2 separate regions of the Mus musculus genome follow, and region 2 is linked to region 1. Evidence: chromatin loops called from intact Hi-C (ENCODE). Cell type or tissue: left cerebral cortex. All regions are shown on one strand. Each heading gives the region's core, and the rest is flanking DNA. Links, peaks and the distances in the headings are about the cores only. Region 1 overlaps Armh4 (armadillo-like helical domain containing 4). Region 2 has its middle 31 kb from the start of Slc35f4.

The links. Peaks named below come from ENCODE experiments on the same cell type or tissue, not always from the same donor. Only the 100,000 strongest peaks of a DNase experiment are listed, where the experiment ranks them.
Region 2: it touches region 1 in a loop (2.1-fold over the local background); 3 of 42 quality-filtered maps call a loop at or near these places.

Annotation. Positions count from the first base shown.
Region 1 is chr14:49,709,966-49,712,884 of GRCm38, reverse strand. The region is part of intron 5 of Armh4 (armadillo-like helical domain containing 4); the gene reads left to right. Among named protein-coding and RNA genes, the nearest start is that of Gm36146, 7.0 kb to the left of the region's middle. In left cerebral cortex, for the core only: a CTCF peak has its summit at 1,671 (motif pointing left); a DNase peak (open chromatin) is centred at 1,729.
Region 2 is chr14:49,555,015-49,557,933 of GRCm38, reverse strand. No RefSeq gene overlaps it. Among named protein-coding and RNA genes, the nearest start is that of Slc35f4, 31 kb to the right of the region's middle. In left cerebral cortex, for the core only: no CTCF peak of the experiment used is centred there; a DNase peak (open chromatin) is centred at 1,532.

The DNA of each region.
Region 1 (2,919 bases), core at 261-2,760:
TATTTTTGCCAAGTTGCTTAAGTAATGCAGTTAACTTTGTTTTCCATGTTCTTTCTCATCTTCACCTTCAAAATTGAGATAATGGTACATGTCCATTTCCTACTGTCCAAAGGAGTGATGAGAATTAATGAGACAATTTACATAAGTGATCTTAGAGGAAAATCATAATTTCAGTGTAATCACCAAGGGCAAAATTGAAGTAGACTCACTCAACATATGGATTGCTCCCTAGACATGAGAGGTAATTCAGCAATGGAGTTGGGCAGCGAGGGTATTCTACAGCTGTAACCAGGCTGCCCTGGAACTCGCTATGTACCAGAAGATAACCTTGATTCTCCTGATATTCAGCCTCTACACTCTAAATGTGTGCCATGGCTCTTGACTTCCCATGTCATGTCTGAGATATTCAAATTAATCCATTCTACCGTGTTTCTTTTTCACTGAGGAAAACAAGCTATTTTTCAATAGAGAATAGGTTATTTCCTAAAAGCTGGCTTGAACTGCAAAGAGCACACCAGTTAGAAAGCATGGTGGTTATGGTGGTTTGAGGCTTGGCCTATTAAAAAGTAACAGTATTAGGAGGTGTGACATTGTTAGAGTGTGTGCCCAGTGCAGATGAGAGCCTCCTCCTGACTGCCTAGGGATCAGAATGCAGAACTCCCAGCCCCTCCTCCAACACCATGTCTGCCTACATGCAGCCATGCTTCTTGTCATGATGGTAATGGGTTGAATCGATAAAATTGTAAGCCCACCCCAATTAAATGTTTTCCTTTTATAAGAGCTGCCTTGGTCATGGTGTCTCTTCACAACAATAAAACCCTAGCTACAACTACTGTAGATCATGGTGTACCATATGTATCATATTGGTCCTTATGCTACTTTATCTTGTTGTTATGTCTGGGATCATCAGAGTGATGAGAGGAGGGTGGAGAAGGGAAATACTCCCTGATGTACACAGCCTTTCTTTTTTTCTTTTTTTTTTTTTTTTTGCTTCCCACTTGTGATGGGCCCCCCTTTCTCCATCATCTCTGCAATGCTGTCATACCTCTCGTTTCTCCATCATGCTTTACAAGTCTGGGTGTGTTTACTGATTAATGATAGCATTGCAACTGAGGGGTTCTTAGAAATGAGTTAAATAGTGGATGTATTTTGGATCCCAATGTCATCTGTTTTGTTTCGGTACAGGGTTCAACCCAATTCTTTTGGTCTCAGGATCTTAGTGAGCCATAGTTATCTGTTCTAGAAGGCTACTTTATGGACCTTCTTTTAGATAACAAGGAATTAATGGGAAAGATTTTTTTCTTACAAAAATTCTTGGCCAATCCAGGTGTGCAGATACATTCCTGAGGTTCTATCTACCGGGGAGGTTGGTGGGAGAAGGATTGCCTGAGCTTTGGGCTCAAATTTATTAGTAAAAGGAAAGAAACAACTTCTCTATAAGTTGTTTTTAAAACCAGGCACAAATTTTCACAAACTGTTGTAAATGCAACATACCTGCATATCTGATTATCTTCAGAATAATTAGATCTGAATAACTCAGGCAAGGAAGTCTTTCACTTTTTTGTTTATTTTAGTTAAAAGTGAATTGGTTCTCTGGAAGTTGGGATGTGTTTGTTCCTAGAAAAGATTATTGTGGCGCAACACCTGGAAAAAAGGGAGAGCGCCCCCTACTGGAGCAGAGGCCCCACGTTTGTAAAAGTGTCAGCTGCAGCCCAGGTCACAGTATCAAGAGCTTTTCTCTCACTTAGATAAAACTAGTGCTATACTACAGTAAAGGGTTCCAGGACAGGTCAGAATGAAGCAGAGTTAGAGAGATTATTAGTATTTAGACAGAATCATATAGGAAAAAGGCAGAACACTGAGACATGGGTCGTAGTGAGGGAGGCGGGGCTAGGTGTCTTTATAATGCCACTGTGGCTTTATATGTTGTGTGGATCATAAGAGTGTGGTGTGGTAGATTTAAAGGAAAAAAAACCTTAAATTTTAAGTGTAGTTCACAAATTAAATAAATTATAGGACCTGGTTTTCCTCTTTATCAAAAGAATTTTCTTTTGGGAGTGAAATGATGGGTTATTTTATGGGTCACTGTTCTGTTTCGATTTAGGGATGAGAGTGCTGCTTGTGGTGTGGGAGTTTCCAGGTTCTTGGCACATTATTCAAGAATCCAATAAAGGCGCACACAGACTGTAACATAGCAAGACTACTTCACCCAAAGCACAGTGATAGTACAGGCCAGAAAGAAGATGCTGTCATGAAGGACGGCAGGCTGCAGGAGCCAGGATGTTCCCGAACCCTGAGGCTTCTTTATGTATTCTAAAGGATGGTGGAATTGGCTATTATGCACATATGTGAATGGTTCCCTGTGTTGATTGACAGTTTTAAAGATGTATAACTTCTCTACTGTGCATAGCCTTTCCATAATGCATCCAATTCTCAATGTATACATACCCAGTTATGCGCAGGCATAAGATTCTTAATAGGCGATTCCCCCTCAAAGTTTCCTTGGAAAGCACATTTTTCTCATTTTATATGCACCAAAACTAGTTTAGACTGGAGCAGCCCCCTTAGCCTTCTATCCAGATATAAGTGAATTTAATAGAAAGTTGATGGTCTCTATAGAGAGAAAAAAATGTATTCTACTGTTCAGGGAAGGGTGTGCATGCAGCCTGTTGCAGAAGGGTATCTTCCGTTGTTAACAGGTTACTAGGTACGCAGCTCAGAGAGAGGTTTGTGTGAGTCTAGTTCATTCAGGTAAAGGTCTTAAGTCTGTCAAGTGTATTATCAGAAGAGAGAGCTATAAATAGCCCAAGGCAAGTGGAATCCTAGGTGGCCAAACTATCCCGATGTTTTCCACTCTCAGGAGGAGAAATAGCATGGTAAAAGTCAAGACTACAAACATTCTAGCCCTGAATTAACATG
Region 2 (2,919 bases), core at 322-2,821, 160 kb after region 1:
TGCCCTTACTGCTTTATCCCTCAGCTCTTCCCAGGCTCCTTTCCTGAAGCCTTCAGTGAGTTCAGATTTTTAGCAAATGTTTGGAAGCAACATAGAGAAGAACAAATGGCTATGCAACGGGGTAGCATTGCAAGCAGAAAGGCAGAATTAAGGTGAAAATACTCCCCCTGGCTACTGCTGTCCTGAACTCAAAGCAGATTTTTTTTTTTAATGAGTATAAAACAAACCACCTTGCAATCAAGATCATTTTGCCTCGCCTTCCCTTTTGCTGAAATTACAGGTTTGCATAACCATGATAGTCCAGGCAGCTACTTAAGTCAGTTCTCTTCTGAAGTTTCTTGCTCATTTGCCACAGGACTTTCTCTGAATCCCTATCCCATTAGGAGTCATTTCTCTTTCCTAGATGTATTTATAACACCTAATCCACTCTTCCATTCTTATGCAAACAGTAGTCTTGTTTGCATATTTCCTTTTTCCTGCTTTGACTAGTTCCTTTAGCTACTCCTGTGTAGCCAAATGCTTAAGGAATTCTGCTAAAGGACATAACCTTATATGCGAGCTCCTGACTTTAGCTGTACAAATAAAGCAGCACACACTTGGAAATTGCAATTTTTCCTCCTCAAATTCTTGGTGAGGGGGAAGGAGAATGGTGAGGAAATATGTGAGCTTCTTCCTCCCCATGTTTTTCCTCTTGTCTAGAAGAAGCCGCAAATCTAGAAGGAGTGCGATCCCCTTTTCCGAGTTACATTGTGATATGAAAAACAAAATAAAAGAAAAACAAAATAAAATTCCATGGGGATTAGTTCCACTCTAATTCTAGAAATTAGTTCTGCCAAAAACCTGTGTGAGCTTGGAAGCAGGTTTTCCTACTTGAGCTTCCAAATGACAACACAGGCAACAATGATAAACAATATATGTATTTAATGAGCTCTTTTTAAGGAAACATCGACATGTGCTACTGGGTCCTACAGGAATTCTCTGGCATTTCTGTTGTTTATGAAGCCATGTCACAGCCAGGACTGTGGGGCGGGGGAGGGGTGCATAGCTCCACAAGAAAGCTCCTATCTCCCCTGTTCTTTTATAAAGTGACTGACCTCTTACTATTGCTTCTCTGAAGCTGAACAGGGCATAGGGTTCATTCGCTATCATTGTTTTGTCCAATGCTAGTCATAATGGCAGATACATCCCTGTGTCCGATCTGAAATTATTAATATCTGATTTCCCAACTGCAGAGAAAGCAATTGTCAGACACACTGTAGAATGTTTTTATTCCTGTGTCGAGGCATGGCATATGTGAAGCATTGGAAATTAGGGAAGGGAATGGCTGCTTCTGTACGAAAATGCCCCATTAGGAAACTCAGAACTGTACCCTTTAGAGAGATCGCTTAGAACCACTATCTTGAGCAGGAAGAAAACTAAACAGAAAACAGCCCCCATCTGTTTTGAACATTGTAATTGAATTTCAAACCCAGTATTTGGAGGTTATCCCACTAGGAAAGGGTGGGCGACTTAACTTATTTTGAATCCTGTGGCTATATATACTCTCCTGGCTGAGTTTGCATTCTGTGAAAGGTGATTTTATAAGTAATTAGAAGCCAAAGCCTGTTGAGGAAGAACAGATGTCCTGATCATCTTCAGCTTTGCTTATTTGGAATCCTGAAAATAAGAGGCGTCTACAAAAGAGTTATAGTCACTGTTTTTATAGAAAGGCACTTAAGATTTGTCAATATTACTAAAAGGCTGAGGACGAACTTAGAAAATCTGGAAGAGCTGCTTCAACAGTACAAGAACCTGATGCTATAATTTGGAAGTTATTTTACCCACTTCTATTCTTAACTCCATCAGTAGACCTGTTAGTTGGAAAATTTTTCCTTCTCCTCACATTTGTGATTTTTAAAGTTTAAAATTAGTTGGAGTTTATAAATAACACTGACAATCAAGTACAAAGATTTAGAAAAGAATATTGGTGAGAAAATAGATAATTCTAGACAGACTAAAGGAAATGAAACCTATATTTAGGTGGAGACTATATACCTAGCCTTCACCGTCACTGTCTCATCCTAGCCACACATTCCCAGAGAAGATAATGAGTTATGAAAGATGGGTTTTAGATAATAATGTTGACACCTATTAAAAAAAATAAGACCCTGTTACAACTTGAGCTTAAACTGTCTCTTGATATGACTCCTATATGAAATGTCCCACACAGACTCCTGTCTTTAAATACATTGTCCTTGGATAGTTGTGCTATTTGGGGACATCATGAAACATTTGGAGCAGGAAGGCTGGCTGGTGGAGCTGTGTCAGAAGGCAAGCCTTGAGGGTTATCAGGTATCCTGCTTCTGGTCTAGCTATCTGATTCCTGGTCATGCCATGTAACCAGTAGCTGCCACATGCCTCTGCTGACAGAGCCAGCATGACTCTTAATATTTTGTATGTTTGTCAGTTTAACACATCTGGGAGAAGGAGCCTCAATTGGGAAAATGCTTCCATCAGAATGGCCTGAAGGAATGGCAAGTTATTGGGCCATATTCTTGATTAACCATTAATGTGGAAGGGTCCAGTCCACTGTTGGCAGTGCCATGCTCCCTGACAGGAGAAAGAAAGCAGATTGAGCAAGCTATAATGAAAGCAAGACACTAAGCAGTGTTCCATCACAGTCTATGCTTTAGTTCTTGCCACCATCCTTGAGTTCATACTTGAGTTTTTGCCTTGACTTCCTTCTATGATGGATTGTGTCCTGGGATTTGTAAGTTGAAATTAGCACTTTCTACCCAAGTTGCTTTTAGTCGTGGTATTTGTATTTTTTGTATTTGGTGATAGGATTTGGTGATAGGATTTGGAATATTTGCATTTGGTGATGGTATTTGGTAATAGTATTTCCTTTGGAGAGATTAGGTATTAAAATGTTAGTGATAC